2 separate regions of the Homo sapiens genome follow, and region 1 is linked to region 2. A link is an interaction called in ENCODE POLR2A ChIA-PET data of the cell type or tissue named here. Cell type or tissue: CD4-positive, alpha-beta T cell. All regions are shown on one strand. Each heading gives the region's core, and the rest is flanking DNA. Links, peaks and the distances in the headings are about the cores only. Region 1 overlaps RBBP8 (RB binding protein 8, endonuclease). Region 2 has its middle 15 kb from the start of RMC1.

Region 1 (10,127 bases), core at 2,208-6,207, 490 kb after region 2:
TTTGTCATTTCTTTGTGTTGGGAACATTCAAAATCTGTGCTTTTAGCTATCTGAGAACATATATTGTTGTTAATTATAGTCACCATATAGTGCTATTGAACACTACAATTTATTCCTTCTATTTAGCTTTTTATTTTTCTTTGTTTTCTTGAGATGGAGTCTTGCTCTGTTGCCTAGGTTGGAGTGCAGTGGCATGATCTAGGCTCACTGCAACTTCTGCCTCCCAGGTTCAAGAGATTCTCTTGCCTCAGCCTCCCAAGTAGCTGGGACTACTAGGCGCACGCCACCACACCCGGCTAATGTTTTGTATCTTTAGTAGAGACGGGGTTTCACTGTGTTAGCCAGGATGGTCTCGATCTCCTGACTTTGTGATCCGCCTGCCTCGGCCTCCCAAAGTGTTGGGATTACAGGCGTAAGCCACTGTGCCCGGCTCCCTTATTTATTTTTCTTAGAGATCAGGTGTTGCTATGTTGCCCAGGCTGGAGGGCAGGGGCAATTCATAGGCACCGCACCACTACTGATCAGCATGCAAGTTTTGACCTGCTCCATTTTTGAAGTGGGCCAGTTCACTGCTCCTTGAGCAACTTAGTGGTCTCCTGCTTCTAAGAGGTCACCATATTGATGCCAAACTTAATATGGATCATACCTCAGAACTCCAATACAGCACTACTCCAAGAACTCCAAGGCTCAAGCTATCCTCCTGCCTCAGCCTCTTGGGTAGCTGGGACTATGGGTGCCTGCCACCTTGCTTGGCTAGCTATATTTTTATACCAATTAACCCACCTTTGGCTATCCCAGCCTTCCCCACCTCTAGTAACTGCTATTCTACTCTCTACTTCTATGAGATCAACTTTTTTAGATTCCACATATGAATAAGAACATGTGGTATTTATCTTTCTGTGCCTGGCTTATTTCACTTAATATGATGTTCTCCAAGCTCATCGATGTTTGCACAAATGACAGAATTTTGTTCTTTTTAGTGGTTAAATAGTATTTTTGTGTGTCTATGTATATGTGTGTGTGTGTGTATATATATATATACACCTATCTAGCTATATATCATTTTCTTTATCTGTAAGTAGACACTTAGGCTGATTCCGTATCTTGGCTATTCTGAACAGTGCTGCAATAAACGTGAGTGCAGATACCTCTTTAACATACTGATTTCCTTTCCTTTGGATATACACCCAGTAGTGGGACTGCTGGATCTATGACAGTTCCATTTTTAGTTTTTTTTTTTTTTTTTTTTTTTTTTTGAGACGGGGTCTTGCGCTGTTGCCCAGGCTGGAGCACAGTGGCGTGATCTTGGCTCACTGCAAGTTCCACCTCCCGGGTTCACGCTATTCTCCTGCCTGAGCCTCCCGAGTAGCTGGGACTACAGGCACCTGCCACCATGCCCGGTTAATTTTTTTGTATTTTCAGGAGACGGGGTTTCAGCGTGTTAGCCAGGATGGTCTCGATCTCCTGACCTCGTGATCCGCCCGCCTTGGCCATTTTTAGTTTTCTGAGGAATCTTCATATCATTTTCTAAAATGGCTATACTAATTTACATTGTCACCAATCCTGTTGATTTTTACAATGCATCTTTAAGGTAAGTTATAACTAGGGAATAAACAGATTAAAGATTTTATCAGAAAATTGGTGACAAAGATTAAAACCTAGAGCTCAGAACTTGGGACTTGACTCCTAAGATGTCTAGACTCAAATAGCTAAACGCTAGCATCTATTCAAAGAATCAAAATTTACTGAGCATTGTGCTAAGTTCCAGACATACAATGTGTAACGAGAGAGCAGGTCTCCTGTCTTCATGGAGTTTACATTACAGTGAAGAAAATAGACATTAAGCAAGCAGAGAGTTAAACATTAAGCAGGTAGACAGCTAAGGGTTATGTGAGAAAGCACATACAAGGTAGTAACTGGGTTGAGAAAATAAAATAAATATGTAACAAATCCTAAATTATATGCCTGGGTGACTGGGAAAAATAAAAACGTTTGAAGATTATTTGGTTGGAAGTAAATGGAAATTGGCTTAGACATTACGTTTAAGCTGAAGAGACGCAAAAGTATCTCACAGTACTCAGAAATGCAAGACTGGGATTCATCAGAGAAATCAAACCTAGAGATGCAGATTTGGAATCATTTTCAGAGGTAAGGCTGATAAAAGTTGTGAGAGAAAAGTTGTGAGGAAGAAAGAGTCTTGGGGATATTCTAGGAAACAAGCTGTGACAAATGAAAAGAACGAGGCAGCATCGTCAGAAAAGCTAAGTGAGAAGAAATTCTGGGATAGTCAGTGTCAAATGTAACTTAAAAGAAGGAACAGAATAAGTACACCTTTGCGAAAAATAGTCTTTTTCTTTGAAATGAAACCTATTTGCAAAAGGTCCTTCTTGGGGGGAAAAAGGATACCGAACAGCTGTGAATTTTTATTTCAAAATTTACTTGATGGAGTTTTTGCCATGGACTAAGCAAGCAAAAGCCTACTGTCCTCTATCTTTGGTTTGGGTCTCACTCACTTTTGAGTTAAGGGCTGTTGTTTCAAAAACCTGATGGAAACATGAGCATAATCAAGATTGTGCCACAGTAGAAGGTATGTTCATTTAAACCAGCATAAAACAATCTTTGCACTAGATTAAAAATTCGGACCAATTTAATAAAACAAGGAGAAAAATGAGAGATTTAACAAAAATTACAATTTTCAATCCAGATTATCTACTTAGATTTTCAATTAGAGTATTCTTTTTCTGATTGCTATCCTACATTATAAAGTTACTGCTTCTAATGAAAGAGATATTAAGACTAATACACATAGTTACATTAGGTATTTTGTCTGGTAAGATAAAGCATTCACAGCAGAAAACAGATCTGAATTTTCCTTTTTTGAATTTAATTAATTAATTATTATTTTTTTGAGACAGGGTCTCACTCTGTCGCCCAGGCTGAAGTACAGTCAGCGGTTCACTGATGCAGCCACGACCTCCTGGGTGTTCAAGCGATCTTCTCGCTCCAGCCCCCAAGTAGCTGGGACTACAGGTATGTGCCATCATGCCGAGCTAATTTTTGTAGAAATGAGGTTTTATCACATTGCCCAGGCTGGTCTTGAACTCTCCTGAGCTCAAGCAATCTGTCTGCCTTGGCCTTCCAAAGTGCTGGGATTACAGGTGTGAACCACTGTGCCTGGCTGGATCTGAATGTTGTACAAAACTTTCTCCTTCTACTCTATTACAATTAATTTAATAATTAATAGACATTTCTCAAAAATTTTATCAATTTTATGCGTATTTAGAAAGAAATTTGTAATACCAAACTAATCTTAGTTTCTTAGTTCTAATAAATATTTTATAGCTATATAACACATTAACATAAGGAGAGGTTGGGTCAAAGGTACAGGAGAATGCTGAAAAATTTTCTGGAACTCTTATCAGTGTAAAATTATCTCAAAATTTTAAAAACCTGAAAAAATTTATACAAGAAATATGAAACTTCAATTGTTGATATGTCATCAAGCCTTTGTTAATTAGCTTGATAACTTAACTTACTGAATTCTGCAACTGAGAAGCCATAATTAAACAGAAAAAAATCTTACTGTGTAGTTTCTTTGTGGCAGTAGACAATTCCTCCTCTTCATCTGCTGCTTGGGAGAAACTGTCTGCCAAACAGGATTCATACTCTTCATGTGTTGTCCGATCAAACATATCTTCCAAGCTATCATTCATTTTTCTTTCTTCATCTATGTAAAAGAGCACTGGCTTAGGGCAATAAGCAAGCTTTTGCTTAATATGTAGACCATCATGAAACTGTAGTAACTACCACACAATAACAGAATGCAGTCCTTAAAGACACTTCTTAAAATACGGTTGTTAAAATATGGATTATATATTGGGTACTGAGCTTAGTAACTGTGTAATGTAATAATATGTGCAACAAATTCCCATGACACGTGTTTATCTATGTTACAAACCTTCTTATGTACCCACAAACCTAAAATAAAAATTTGATAGTTTAAAAAATGTTTTAAAAAAATGTGGATTACAGGCCTTACTTTGCAGAGTATTCTTTCAGTGAATAGATGTAATATAGGTAGTGAAAGGCTTGTAGACACGTATGTAAAAGATAGTTCTAAGAATGTTACTTGCAAGCTGTCTTGTTAAGAGTGTTAAATTCAGTGAATATAAGTGAGTAACAAACTATAATGTATGTAATAAAGTGTTTAAAGGCATGATTATTATGATGAGGGCTGCAGGCCTAGCTGTGAAGAGTGTTCTTTTGGTGAACAGATGTAATGCATGTAGTGAAGTGTTTGTGGACACATGCTAACATGATTCTAAGAATATTAGTTGCAAGCTGTAAGGCTGAGTGTTAATTCAGTTACTCTCAGTGAGTAGCAAACTGTAACGTATGTAATGAAGTGTTTAAAGACACTTCTTAAATCATGATTCTTATAATGAGGTTTAATTCTTGTAATCTGTGTATGAGGTAAGAATAAACTCCCAACTCTGGGTAGTTACTGTACATTTACAAAGGCTTTATGTTATGGCTTTAAATGTTCTTTACTCATGCTTTTTTTTTTTTTTTGAGACGGAGTCTTGCTCTGTCACCCGGGCTGGAGTGCAGTGAGGCGATATTGGCTCACTGCAACCTCGCCTCCTGGGTTCAAGCAATCCTTCTGCTTCAGCCTCCCAAGTAGCTGGAATTAGAGGTGTGCGCCACCATACCCGGCTAATGTTTGTATTTTTAGTAGAGATGGGGTTTCACCGTGTTGGCCAGGCTGGTCTCAAACTCCTGACCTCAAGTGATCCGCCCACCTAGGCCTCCCAAAATACTGGGATTACAGGTGCGAGTCACTGTGCTCGACCTTTCATGCTTACTTTTTGTAATGAAGTAGCAAAAAAGTATTTTCTTTCATCTTCATTAGCATCTGGTAGTTTAGTATTACTAGAAATTAGGAATTCAATGCCATATTTGACACGGAAAATGAAAAATTCATCTTCACAGATCTAACCACATTTCCCATTATATAATCACATTTAAAAAACACTAGAGTTTAAATCCAGTTGGCTAACAAATATGACAGAAAAGAGGCCTAAGATTATTCTATATAAGTACCACCTCTCCCAACGCACAGCACTCTCTCACTCTTACCTTGCTTTACCTTTCTCCTGGACTTACCATCATCTATTATATATACAATTGCTTATTTCTCTCATTAGAATGTACGTTCCATAAGGTAAGTACTTTTGTTCTGTTTATTCATTATCTCTAGTTCCTAAAATACTTCCTACTACAAAATTTTTGCTTGATATTTATTGATAATTAAACATTTATTCTGCATGCTGAAGGTCAAATATGTAAATAAAATACAACTTCTATGCACCAGGCATTGTGCTAGGCATCCTCGGAACATTCTGTGTATGCTGTTTGTAAAGCAAAATGTTAAATTGATGATTTATTTTTGTTTGATTTGTGATTGCGAAATACCTGAAGACAGAGAGTATATCCTTGTTGATCTTTCTGTCACAGCACCTAGAAAATCTAACAGAGTAGGTGCATGAAAATTTTCTGAATTGAAATACTGGCAGTAATATGGAATTTTTATTGGTATATTTCATTTTAAACCAATTCTAAGTGCTGGAAAAGTTTTACCTTATGGGGTAATTTTTTTTTTTTTTAATATAACCTCACTAATGTCTCCTATTCCATGTGCGGTTCTTACAACATGATGTCAACACTCCTCCCACTGAGTGTCACTGAGGGCCTGTTCATTTCGCTTTATGCCTGTGCAGATCTTTGTGACACTATGTTACCTCTGAGGTCATAAAAATGTCACCTGCTTCTGCTTTGTTCTGTTGGGGTGCCAACTCTGGGAACTTATCCTCCATGTGAAGAGGAAGCTCAAATGAGCCTAAGTGAATAAGCCCTGAGAGTAAATGAGGAGATGCCAATTCACTCTCCAGCTGCCCAGCCCTCTGCTGTTTCAGTTCCAGCCACCATCTGCCTACAACTGCATGAGACCCTGAAACAGAACTGACCAGCCAAGCCTTTCCTGAATTCCTGAGCCACAGGAACTATGAAGATAAGAAAATGGTATTGTTTGAATCCTCTGAGTTATTCAAGTGATTCATTCATTATGTAGCAATACTATCCATAGCACTTTATTAGCCAAAATTATCTCTATAATTTCCCCTCATTAGTCCAAGTGCTAATTTCTCTTTCACATGATACTTGCATCAAATAAATTTGAGAAACTATTGTCTTCTGAATAGATTTAAAGTGGTCATACTTTAGATTTTCTCTTTTCTACAAAAATGAGAAAAACATGATCAGAGGCTAGTATCAGGAACAAAATAATCTTAAAAGCAAAGTATCCTCTTAAGAAGAGTTATTTAGTGTCATACAAGCCATAAAATGGCAATAAACTACTGTGAAGGTTTTTTCTTTTAATAGGTATTGGCTTCTCTACCCAGGTAACCATCTGCTTCATCATATGGTTTGCTATTTGTCATTGAAGAACAAATAAGGCAAAGACTACTAAAGTTTTCTTTGATTTACTGCATTTAAGGCAGCAGTAGATAAGTAGATTCAAAAGAAGCCAGGGCAAGACTATTTTATTTTTTGCTCTGAGCAGGTAGACTATAGAAAATTCAGCAGAAGATAAGGAATGCACACCCAGCCTCAATGTATTCGGCTTCTAACAAATGATCACTGGGGAATGTCTCTGCTTTTAGCACTGCTTCCCCATGTGGCAGGCCCTCGCTCTTCAATACATAAGGATGATAAATGACAACTGTTCATAGTCTAGCTGTTCTCATGTCATGTGCCTCTACAGTTAGGAATGTTGCTAAGGTACTGCTAACCAAAATCCTCCTATTGTTCTCATCTCTTCCGGAAAATCAAGACTTTGGGTAAAGAATTAATAGTTTCTCACTACAAAGGGCTGTAGACCACTAATTTGGCCAAATTGCCTTATCAGTAGAGGTGGAATACAGCAGATTAACTCAGCATATACACTATCATTCTGAATGTTAACCTGTAAAACTATACTAAGACTTCTCGGTAGATTTCTCCTTTCTTTCCTTATCAAATTTCTTTAGAAAACGTTAATTCTAACACAGGACTCAAGACTTACTGTTATACCACTTATAAAAAATTGTCTACACCAGGGATCAGCAAACTTTTTCTTAAAGGGTCAGAAAATAACTATTTTAGGCTTGTGGGGCTATAAGGTCTCTGCATCAACTACTCAACTCTGCAGCTGTATGGAACAAACAGCGATGGGCAATACATAAAGAAATGAATAAGGCTGTGCTCTGGTAGAACTTTATTTACAAAACTGGTAGCTGGCTGTCATTTGCAAATCCCTGGAAGCCATATGAATCTTTTCTGAAATGAAATTAGTTTGGTTAAAGACTTTTTTTCTGACGCACTGAAACTGAGCTTTCCTAAGAGGAACATAAAGTTAACAGAGCAGGAAAAAACCTGCTTTATGGTGAAGAGGTCACTTGAGCTAATCAGTGCAATGGTACAACTACAAACTTCACACAACGTTATTAAAAAAAATAACAAAACAAAAACAGATCTTACTTGAACTTTTTTCTCCCTTCTGCTCTTGCTTCTTCATTTTTAAGAGAACGGTTTCACTAACCAATGTACAGTCCATGTCCACTGTCTCTCCTCCTAATTTTGACTGACTGCCATCCTAAATAAATATTTTAAAAATCAAAAATTTTAACAATTATTCCTTTATGGTCTTATATTTAATTTTTACAAAACATTTTGGTAAAATATACATAACATACATTTTACAACTTTTAAGCATTAAGCTATATTTGCTTTTATACTTTACGAACAGGTAAGGATTTAGGTTTTACTGCTTATAAAACATTTTAGCTTCAATATAATCAAGCCTAGGAAAAGAAGGACTGCTGCCAAGGAAAGGGAGAATTATTTACCACTAAACACCCCTGAACTTTTCCTGCCTTTATTTTCCAATTTGCCTTATAGTAATGAACATCAATGTACACTAAGAACACTTTCAAAAATTAAATTAAATTTCTTGATAGGCATATATTACTCAGCGTATGTTAAATACTTTGTTATTAATATGCTACCAAGTGAAAGAGAACTTCTGAAACTACACAGAAGCTAAATACAAGACAAAAAACTATTTCCACTATGAATTTTAACTTTTAAAAATAGTCAACTTGGAAAATGAATTTTATGGTACATTATTTTAAAGGTAATGAAGACATGATGAATTATTTTAATGAATGATAAAATTATATAAGATATGCAGCATTTTGCATTATTTTAATTTATGAGACAGGGTCTTGCTCTGGTTGCCTAGGCTGGATGTGCAGTGGTGTGATCATACCTCACTGCAGCCTCGAATTCCTGGGTTCAAGGTATCCTCCCAACCTCAGCCTCCCAAGTAGCTAGGACTACAGGTATGCACTGCCATGCCCAGCTAACTTTAAAATTTCCTATAGAGACAGGGCCTTGCTATATTGCCCAGGCTGGTCTCGAATTCCTGGCTTCAAGTGATTCTCTCTCTTCGACCTCCCAGAGTGTTGGGATTACAGGCATGAGCCACTGCGCCTGCCCACTGCATTCTTTTAAAAACTATATTAATATTTTTCAGTAAAGGCCTTTAAAGTCAGAAAGTATTACCCTTTAAAAAATACCATAAAGTTAGAAGAATAAGCATTTTTATTTCTTAATTTTCTGCATAAATACATGTAGGTTTTAAGACGTATCTGATTATCTTAAGGTGATACAGTGAGTCACGAGAGGAGGTTGACTAACAACTCATTGGAATAAAAGTCAAATGAGTTTTGGTTTTACTTTTTAACTTACCTTTGTATCTATTACAGTAACATCCATTTTATACTGAGAAAGGTCTGCTCCCGGATCTATACTCCACTGGATATTTTCAAAGGATACATCTTAGGTAAAGGGAAAGAGCATGCAATTAAAAAACTGATTTCAAAAATTCTCATCACTTTAAAATATTATGGGACCTAAAGAATAGAAAATTTTTGCAAATCATATGTCTGGTAAAGGACTTATATCTAAGATATATAAAGAACTCTCACAGCTCCATAATAAAAAGACAAATATCCCAATTAAAGATGGGCAAAGGATCTAAATAGACAGTTCTCCAAAGAAGATATACAAATTGCCAATAAACATGAAAGGATGCTCAACATCATCAGCAGTCAAGGAAATGCAAACCAAAACCACGAGATGGCAAAAATCAAAAAGCTATAACAAGTGCTAGTGAGGAGGTGGAGATACTGGGACCCTCACATACTGCTGGTGGGAATGTGAAATGGTGTAGCTGCTTTGGAAAACAGGCAGTCTTTCAAAAGGTAAAATGTAGAATTGGCATATGGCCCAACAATTCCACTCCTAGGTATAATCCAAGAAAAATGAAAACATACATCCACACAAAAACCTGTATACAAATGTTCATAGCAGCATTGTTCATAATAGCAAAAAAGTGACAACTTGAATGTCAGCTAATAAATACCTAAAATATGGTATACTTATGCAATAAAAAATTATCCAATAAAAAGAAATAAAATATTGATATATGCTGTAACACAGATAACTGAAAACATTATGCCAAGTGAAAGAAGTAACAAAAGATCATATATTAAACGATTCCATTTATATGAAAACTCCCAGAATAGGCAAATCTACAAAGAGAGAAAGTAGATTTAAGGTGCCTAGGACTGCAGAGGGTATATGGGGAAGGAAAGTGATGAAAATGTTGTAAACCTAGACTACAGTGATGGTTGTACAACTCTGTGGGTATACCAAACCACTGAATTGAACATTTTAATGGGTGATTTTTATGGTATGTGATTTATATTTCAATTAAAATTTTTTAAAATTAAAAACTATAACATTGATGGGGTTTTCAATATATGTAGATAAAATACACAGGAACTACATAAAGTGTAGTTACAGAACATGAAATAGTACATTAACTCCAAGTAGATTGTAAAAGGCTAAGTAGGTAGATACTGTAATCCCTAGAGCAACCATGAAAAAAATAAAAACAAAAAGCTCAAAAAAAATCATGAATGATAGTGAAAAAAATGTTTTCATATAGAGACTAAAACACT
Region 2 (9,752 bases), core at 2,579-6,578:
TATGGTATTCTGTTAGCAACAGAAAACAAACTAAGATACGTTTTTGGCTTGTTTTTCCTGGAGTTTTTAATTGCCTTTCATTTTTTGTGGTTGTTGATAAAAGGGACTATGCTTTTATTGTATCTTTAAGCTCTTCCAGGTTTTTGTTTTGTTTTGTTTTGTTTTTTTCTGAGATGGAGTCTTGCTCTGTCACCCAGGCTGGAGAGCAGTGGCATGATCTTGGCTCACTGCAACTTCTACCTCCTGGGTTCAAGTGATTCTTGTGCCTCACCCTCCGGAGTAGTTGGGATTACAGGCATGCACCACCACGCCTGGCTAATTTTTGTATTTTTTAGTAGAGATGGGGTTTCACCATGTTGGCCAGGCTGGTCTCAAACTCCTGACCTCAAGTGATCTGCCTGCCTTGGCCTCCCAAAGTGCTAGGATTACAGGCATGAGCCACTGTGTCCAGCCTCTTCCAGGTTTTTGTTAATTATATAGTTTGTATAGTATACTCCACATCATTTTGCAGACATTCTACACAGAGCCCTCTCATTTCTTATTTCATGTTTTCTTTAATTTTTACTTTTTGTGGGTACACAGGTGTATATATTTGTAGGGTATAAGAGATGTTTTGATACAGGCATGCAATGCATAATAACCACATCATGGACAATGAGGTATCCATCCCCTGAAGCACTTATCCTTTGTGTTGCAAACAATCCAATTATACTCTTATAGCTATTTTTCTTTCTTTCTATCTTTTTTTTTTTTTTTTTTAGACAGATTCTCACTCTGTCACCCAGGCTGGAGTGCAGTGGTGCAATCTTGGCTCACTGCAATCTCCACCTCCTGGGTTCAAGTGATTCTCCTGCCTCTGCCTCCCAAGTAGCTGGGATTATAGGCACGTGCCACCATACGCAGTTAATTTTTTTGTTTTGTATTTTTAGTAGAGACAGGGTTTCACCATGTTGGCCAGGTTGGTCTCAAACCCCTGACCTCAAGTGATCTGCCTGCCTTGGCTTCCCAACGTGCTGGGATTACAGGTGGGAGCCACCACACCTGTATTTACTTAAAAAAAAAAAAAAAAAAAGAGAGAGAGATGGGGGTCTCACTATGTTGCCCAGGCTGGTCTCGAACTCCTGGGCTCAAGCAATCTTCCCACGTCAGTCTCCCAAAGTGCTGGGATTACAGGTATAGCCCTCTTTTTTTAGTTTTTTTGAGGAATCTTCAAACTGTTCTCCATAATGGTTGTACTAATTTACATTCATACCAACAGCATACAAGCGTTCCCTTTTCAGCTGGGAGTGGTGGCTCATGCCTGTAATCCCAGCACTTTGGGAGGCTGAGGCAGGCAGCTCACCTGAGGTTGGGAGTTCAAGGCTAGCCTGACCAACATGGAGAAACCCCGTCTCTACTAAAAATACAATATTAGCCGGGCATGGTGGCACATGCCTGTAATCCCAGCTACTCAGGAGGCTGAGGCAGGAGAATCACTTGAACCCAGGAGGTGGAGGTTGCAGTGAGCTAAGATCATGCCATTGTACTCCAGCCTGGGCAACAAAAGCAAAACTCTGTCTCAAATAAATAAATAAATAAATAAATAAATAAATAAATAAATAAAATAAAGAGTTCCCTTTTCTCCATCTCCTTGCCAGCATTTGTTATTGCCTGTCTTTTGGATATAAGCCATTTTAACTGGGGTGAGATGATATCTCATTGTCATTTTGATTTACATCTCTCTAATAATCAGTGATGTTTAGCATGTTTTCATATGCCAGTTTGCTATTTGTATGTCTTCTTTTGAGAAATATCTGTTCAAATGTTTTGCCCATTTTTTAAATCAGATTACTAGATTTTTTTCTATTGAAGTTGTTTGAGCTTCTTATATATTCTGGTTATTAATCCCTTGTCAGATGGGTAGTATTTTCTCGCATTCTGTGGGTTGTCTCTTCACTTTGTTGATTGTCTCCTTTGCTGTGCAGAAGCTTTTTAACTTGATGTGATCCCATTTGTCCATTTTTGCTTTGGTTACCTTTGGAGAATTACTCAAGAAATTTTTACCCAGACTAATGTCCTGGAGATTTTCCCCAATGTTTTCTTGTGGTAGTTTCACAGTTTGAGGTCTTGGATTTAAGTCTTTAGTCCATTTTGATTTGATTTTTGTATTTGGTGAGAGATAGGGGTATAGTTTCATTCTTCTGCATAGGGATATCCAGTTTTCCCAGCACCATTTATTGAAGAGATTGTCCTTTCCACAGTGTATGTTTTTGGCACATTTGTCAAAAATGAGTTCACTAGTAATGAGTTCACTGGTGTGAACTCATTTTTGACAAAGGTCAAAGGAGGTGTGTGGATTTGTTTCTGGGTTCTTATTCTGTTCCATTGGTCTGTGTGTCTGTATTTATGCCAGTACCATGCTGTTTTGGTTACTATAGCTCTGTGGTATAATTTGAAGTCAGATAATGTGATTCCCCCAGTTTTGTTTTGTTTTTTTTTTTTTGCTTAGGCTAGCATTGGCTATTCTGGGTCTTTTATGGTTCCATCTTATTCCATGTCTTGATTGTCCAGCTATTGTATCAGCTAGAATTACATTCACTGAAAGTAACTGCAAGAAATACCAACTCACAGTAACAACCAAACAGGACTTTATTTTTTCTCTAGGAATAAAAAGTCTGCAGGCAATCCATCTAGGCCTGTTACTGAGGTTCTATGATGCCTCAGGGATTCACACTCCTTTCGCTCCCCTTACCCATCTATCCCTATAGTGTGACTTCCACTCATGCTCATCACATCATAATTGCAAAATGGATGCTTGCTTCTCAGACGGGGCCCACAGTCCCCAGGCAGGAAGAAGGGGAAGAGTGAAGGGCAAAAGAACTTTCTAAGAGGCTCTCACCCAGTGACTTCTGTTTCATCTTATTGGCCAAAATTGCGTCTAGTAGCCACCCTAGCTGCAAGGGAGTTTGGGAAATGAAGTTTGTAGGTGAATATATCATGCCCTGTAGAAACTGGAGGTTTTAGTAGGGAAGAAGGTAGAAATGAATATTGGGTTAACAACAAGCAAGCAATGGGCTTTTTTTTTTTTTTTTTTTTTTTTTGAGACGGAGTCTCATTCTGTCGCCCAGGCTGGAGTGCAGTGGTGCAATCTTGGCTTACTGCAAGCTCCACCTCCCGGGTTCACGCCATTCTGCTGCCTCAGCCTCTAGAGTAGCTGGGACTACAGGCGCCTGCCACCAAGCCCAGCTAATTTTTTGTATTTTTAGTAGAGACAGGGTTTCACCGTGTTAGCCAGGATGGTCTTGATCTCCTGACCTTGTGATCCATCTGCCTCGGCCTTCCAGAGTGCTGGGATTACAGGCATGAGCCATTGCGCCCAGCCTTTTTTTTTTTTCTTTTTCATTGCATTTCAGGGTTAGTCATGCCTTTTTTTTCTCCCTCAGACTTTAGTGAGCATCAGAAATGTTATTTCTGGCCGGGTGCGGTGGCTCACACCCAGCACTTTGGGAAGCCAAGATGGGTGGATCACTTGAGGTCAGGAGTTTGAGACCAGCCTGTTCAACATATGAAACCCCATCTCTACTAAAAATATAAAAATTAGCCTGGTGTAGTGGCCCACACCTGTAATCCCAGCTACTCAGGAAGCTGGGGCAGGAGAATCACTTGAACTCAGGAGGCAGAAATTGCAGTGAGCCGAGATCAAGCCATTGCACTCCAGCCTGGGTGACAGAGCAAGACTCCATCTCAAAAAAAAAAAAAAAGAAAGAAAAAAACAGTGCTATTTCTTAGAATTCAGATTCCTAGGCCCTATTCTGGCATCCTTGCTTGGGAGCAAACCCCTCACGTGATTATTTTCAGCCAAACTGACACCTGTTCACAGACAAACACATGAGACCACTAGTTAGTTGTGAAATTCAAACCTGAATATGAACTGTTAATAAACTAAGTCAAGGCCAGGCACGGTGGCTCATGCCTGTAATCCCAGCACTTTGAGAGGCCGAAACGGGCAGATCGCCTGTGGTCAAGAGATCGAGACCATCCTGGCCAACATGGTAAAACCCCGTCTCTACTAAAGATACAAAAATTAGCCGGGTGTGGGGGCGTGCGCCTGTAATCCCAGCTACTCGGGAGGCTGAGGCAGGAGAATCTCTTGAACCCGGGAGGCGGAGCTTGCAGTGAGCCAAGATTGCGCCACTGCACTCCAGTCTGGGCGACAGAGTGAGACTCCGTCTCAAAAAATAATAAATAAATAAACTAAATCAAAATAAAATATTAAAATCAAAATAAAAGATTTTCTCATGAATCCTCAAGTTTTGGCACAGGTGGAACCCGAAAACATTAGAATATGAGAAAACAATTAGCAAATTAATTAAGATCTTCGTTTTCATTAATTGTGAAGGCAGTTCTTTTACCTTTTGTGAAGACATTGGAGAACAAGGCAGCTAGAACCTGAGAAGCCGTGATTCTGTAGAGAGGGAAGCCTGGAGAAGGGAGGCTCACTTTTTTTTTTTTGAGATGGAGTCTTGCCCTGTCGCCCAGACTGGAGTACAATGGTGCCATCTTGACTCACTGCAACCACCGCCTCCTGGATTCAAGTGATTCTCCTGCCTCAGCCTCCCAAGTAGCTGGGATTACAGGCGCCTGCCACCACACCTGGCTAATTTTTTGTATCTTTAGTAGAGACGGCGTTTCACCATGTTGGCCAGGCTGGTCTTGAACTCCTGACCTCGTGATCCACCCGCTTCGGCCTCTCACAGTGCTGGGATTACAGGCATGAGCCACTTCAGCCCGCCGGAAGCTGACATTTGCTGCCGCTTTGTTCCACAATGAACTTGCTGCTTTGAAAGCGGTGACTGAGAGGTTGAGACACTGAGCAGAAAAGGAAAGCTAAGAAGCTGAAAAGCTGTTAAAACTTTTTTTAAGGCAGATTCAGGACTGGGACAGTAAAATCTGGGGTACAGAGCCTGCTAGAGGCAGTCCTGGGGCCCTGGAGGGGACTCTGACCTAGGAACAGGTCAACTAAAATAGGGGGAAACCTTAAGTGCAGCCTCGAGCCAGCTCTACCCTTGATGGATACCTGGCTGCCCTGCCCACTGCTGGGGTTACTGAATCAGCGCTTAGTTCATTAGTTTGTTTTTCTTCTCCTTTCTTAGTTTACTATGAGCCAGTGTTTCCGGAGCCACCAAAAAAGCTCAATATAACTCCTGGTGTTTAAGATAAGCACTTGACATGCTTGTTTTCCTTTTACAGCAGCTTAAAATGTGCGTCTGACAGTTTCTAAAACCTAAAACAACACATAGGCTTTTCTGTTTATTTTTATTCTTATTTTTATTTTAAGTTCCGCTTTTCTGTTTTGCTGAGTTTTGTTTGCTTTAATTTTTGTTTTATAGTCTTTGTTAGACTCTATGACAGATGTCTGAAGGCATATGTAGCCAAATTTGTATAGTGGCTCTCACTACTTGGCATGTTTTCAGGTGGCTTTTACTTTGTTCTTTAAACTTTCTAAAGTCCTTTTTGTTTTAAAATGAGGATGAATAATATTTACAAAGAGCTATTTCTAAAGTATGTATTTGCTGGCAAATCTTGACTACGTATCACTGTTTTGGAACCTGCTTTTTCATTTCAGAAGTGTTTTATGTTTGAATGCATCTTTCTTTCTCTCTTTTCTTTCTTTCTTTCTTTCTTTCTTTCTTTCTTTCTTTCTTTCTTTCTTTCTTTCTTTCTTTTTCTTTCTTTTTTTTTTTTTTGAGACGGAATTTCCCTCTGTGGTCCAGACTGGAGTGCAGTGGTGCGATCTCGGCTCACTGCAACCTCCACCCCCCGGGTTCAAGTGATTCTCCTGCCTCAGCCTCCCAAGTAGCTGGGATTACAGGTGCCTGCCACCATGCCCAGCTAATTTTTGTATTTTTAGTAGAGATGGGGTTTTGCCATGTTGGCCAGGCTGGGCTTGAACTTTTGACCTCAGGTGATCCACACGCCTCGGCCTCCCAAAGTGCTGGTATTACAGGCGTGAGCCACCGTGCCGGGCCTGAATGCATGTTTCTTTCTACATTTGCATTTGCATGTACATATGTATATAACAAGTGTCAGGAGTAATGTATATGGTGATTGTCTTGTACTGTGGGTGATTTCTGCTTTTTTCCCCCTATGGTTTCCAGAAGTTTCAGGAGGGTCTGCAGATGCTGGTAAGACCCCCGCCCCAGTTGGTTTCCAGGTTCTTGACACCTTTTCGAGAAAGAATTCAGGGACAAGTCAGAATGAAGGGAAAGGCAAAAAGCTTTTATTGCAAAGTGATAGTATGCACTGAAGAGAGAAGTGCAGGCATGTTTGTGAGAATGAGTCACACAGAGGGAGTTTGGGTTTCTAATTTTATGGGTGTTTCTTTAATTAGGGGGTGAAATAATCATTAGGTATTTTGGAAGAGGGGGGATTTCAGGGACCCCCCACTGTCCCACACCCCCAGGTACCACCCCCTTTCTCCCTGATTTGGGTTTGCACTGAAGAGTCATGGACATGTCACCCTGTCTCTGTTGCCAAGGCTGGAGTGCAGTGGCGTGATCTCGGCTCACTGCAACCTTTGTCTCCTGGGCTCAGGTGATCCTCCCGAGTAGCTGGACTATAGGCGTATGCCACCATGCCCAGCTATTTTTTTTTTTTTTTTTTTGTATTTTTGGTAGAGAAGGGGTTTCACCATATTGCACAGGCTGGTCTCGAACTCCTGACCTCAGGTGATCTGCCCTCCTCAGCCTCCCACAGTGCTGGGATTACAGTCATGAGCCACCAAACCCAGCCTTCTCCTCCTGATTTTGGGTTTTCTGTTATCCCACAGTTTCTTTGCCTAGCTCTTGTTTAAGCTCTTGTGTGGATTCTTCCATCCTCTTGCGAGCACCCAGTGATCTTCCTATCTCATTCCCCCTTCAGAGATTTCCATCCCTTATTCTTAAGGGTTGATGAGGGAGGAGGTCAGTCATCTGTGTCGTCTTCTTGCTGATTTAAGGGCGCTGGCCCTGCCTACCAAAGGATTGGAAATCTCTGGCTGCTGGTCTAAGGATCCCAGGCTGCATTAGCAGGAGAGTCCCATGCTGAGACAGGAATTGGCTGAAATCCTTGCATCACCATCATCTTTACATGGAGTTGCTGTAACCTAGAAGATATAAACTTTATAAGGAAGTTGAATACGCATGGGCCAAATATTTTTATTATTATTATTTTATTTATTTTTTGAGACAGAGTCTCACTCTGTCACCAGGCTGGAGTGCAGTGGTGTGATCTCGGCTCACTGCAACCTCCGCCTCCCAGGTTCAAGCAATTCTCCTGCCTCAGCCTCCTGAGTACCTGGGACTACAGGCGCGTGCCACCATGCCCAGCCAATTTTTGTATTTTTAGTAGAGACAGGGTTTCACCATATTGGCCAGGATGGTCCCAATCTCTTGACCTCATGATCTGCCCGCCTCAGCCTCCCAAAGTGCTGGGATTACAGGTGTGAGCCATCATGCTCGGCCCAATGGGCCAAATACTAACAATAAGATCACCATTAATGGGCCTAAAAGTGGTAAAACCAGGTAACAGAAAGTAGAGCAGCCTTAACGCATTCCCTTTGGAATCGGCCAAAAGGTTTTCCTTTCCAAAGGTGTGAAGCCCTTTTGCTTGGTCAGCTGTGCCTGAATTCCAAAGTGGGGGAAGGTATGGCGAGGCGTGACTGACTCCCAGCTTCCTGTCATGACCTGAACTAGGTTTTCAGGCTGTTTCGGTTGTTGTTTGGATTCCCTTTGGCCAAGAGAGAGATCCATTCTGTTGGGGGCTTCTAATTTTTTTTTTTTTTTTTTTTTTTTAGTTTATATTTTCTCTTTTTTTGTCAACGCATCCCAGAGGCAGTGTTGATGGCCAAGCTTTCATTCTGGCCCATATTGATGCTGGGGTGGCATGCTACAGGCCCTGGGTCCTTCATGTCCCCTAGTGGGACCCCTATGGCCAAGAGACTTAGAGTCAAAAAAACTTATTGCCAATTAAACATGCTAGACAAGATAGGAATGGAGGTGGGCAGGGACTCAAGCTTCAGCCTGTTTTCCCTTTGCTCCCCCTTTCCCTTTTGTGTGCACTTTTAGGTCTGAAGGTTTGTCCTTTCCTGCTGCCTTCTTTTTTGGCTTCGTTTCTACTTTTGCAGGAGCAGGGTTAGGGGACAACTGTGCCCATCTCCTCCTGGGCTTTTCCTTCACAGCCCTCTTGACTGAGCTGACCTTCCTCCTGGGCATGTTGGTGGTGGGGAGGGGGCCTGCCGGGTGCCTACGGGCAATGGCGAAACCAGAGCCTTCTGGAAGCTGGGCTCACCAGCTGCTGCCGCTCCTCCCACCACCCAAGCTGCCGAGACCTGTGGCAGATTTTTTTCCCTCAAGTTTATAGAGCTATCTGTAGTAGCTCACTCATGTATTCTGTAATGAATACCCCACCTTCCCCACCCCTCCATCTGCCACTTTCTTATCTACCGAATTTGATCTTAACTCCTCAAAAAGCTAGCCAAGTCTGGGAGAAAGTTGGAAAGCTTAGGATGGTAAAAGTAATGCTGTTCCAAATGCAACCTTGTATTATTTTTACACTGGAAACAAATCGGAAAAGAATAAAAACAAGAGGCTTTCAAATTAGTAAACTGATGTCTCCAAGTATAAAACACACTTTGATAACTTATTTTTATGTAATCCTGACAAAAATCCAATAGAAAAATATTGTCTTCAAAAACCTAAGGATCAAGGTTTGAAAATATAATCAGATGAGCTTTTCTCTGCTCCTATAGAGCTTGGAATTTCAAAAGGTGCAGAAAACAATCTCTTCTGATGCCCGGAGCCCAAATGAGCAGTAAGAAATGTACTCCTAACACATCTTAGGGCCTATTGTCTTCATCTTCCTTAGAGTCTCCCGTGCTCAACATTTCCCCATCAGCTGCCTCGCTTCATCCTGCTTTTTGTTCAAAGGTTTTTTAAAAAAGGAAATACCATATGCTGAGGGGAAAAAAATTGCAGGGATGTATGCCACACTATAAACAATGGTCTTTGGAATATGAAGGACTTTTACTTTTTTTTCTGAGACAGAGTCTTGCTCTGTTGCCCAGGCTGGAGTGCAGTGGCACCATCTCAGCTCCTCTGCCTCCTGGGTTCAAGTGATTCTCCTGCCTTAGCCTCCCAAGTAGCTGGGATTACAGGCATGTGCCACCACACCCGGCTAATTTTTGTATTTTTAGTAGAGACAGGAATTCACCATGTTGGCCAGACTGGTCTCAAACTCCTGACCTCAGGTGACCTGCCCACCTCGGCTTCCCAAAGTGCTGGGATTACAGGCCTGAGCCACTGCGCCTGGCCGAGGGACTTTTACTTGAACATTTCTGAATTCCTACAATATTTAAATTCAAATAAATGACTTACTTTTGTAAGCAAGAAAAACTAATTTTTATGAAAAGAAAACTGGTAATTATCTTGTTGAAATAAAAGTTATCTAGTCATCCTTATTTTGATAACTTAATGTGAGACAAAATATCCCTATTTCCGTATTTTATATATTTTCATTTTATTAATTTATTTGAGACCAAGTCTTTATCTATCACCCAGGCTGGAGTGTAGTCGTGTGACCATAGCTCACTGCAGGCTTGATCTCCTGAGCTCTAAGAATCCTCCTGCCTCAGCCTCCCAAGTAGCTGGGACCAGAGATGCATGCCACCACACTCACCTAATGTTTTGTAGAGATGAGGTCTGCTATGCTGCTCAGGCAGATCTCAAACTCCTAGG

Evidence for each region. Peaks named below come from ENCODE experiments on the same cell type or tissue, not always from the same donor. Only the 100,000 strongest peaks of a DNase experiment are listed, where the experiment ranks them.
Region 1: POLR2A ChIA-PET joins it to region 2 with 5 read pairs; 4 of 35 experiments call an interaction of 5 or more read pairs at or near these places.

Annotation. Positions count from the first base shown.
Region 1 is chr18:22,995,186-23,005,312 of GRCh38, reverse strand. It overlaps RBBP8 (RB binding protein 8, endonuclease), which reads right to left. Exons shown (of 19, transcript NM_002894.3): 13 at 8,851-8,939; 14 at 7,579-7,693; 15 at 3,584-3,727. It also overlaps the pseudogene RN7SL745P. Among named protein-coding and RNA genes, the nearest start is that of RBBP8-AS1, 66 kb to the right of the region's middle. In CD4-positive, alpha-beta T cell, for the core only: no CTCF peak of the experiment used is centred there; no DNase peak of the experiment used is centred there.
Region 2 is chr18:23,483,479-23,493,230 of GRCh38, reverse strand. No RefSeq gene overlaps it. Among named protein-coding and RNA genes, the nearest start is that of RMC1, 15 kb to the left of the region's middle. RefSeq lists an enhancer at 4,819-4,988. In CD4-positive, alpha-beta T cell, for the core only: no CTCF peak of the experiment used is centred there; a DNase peak (open chromatin) is centred at 4,800; H3K4me3 peaks cover 657 bases; H3K27ac peaks cover 730 bases.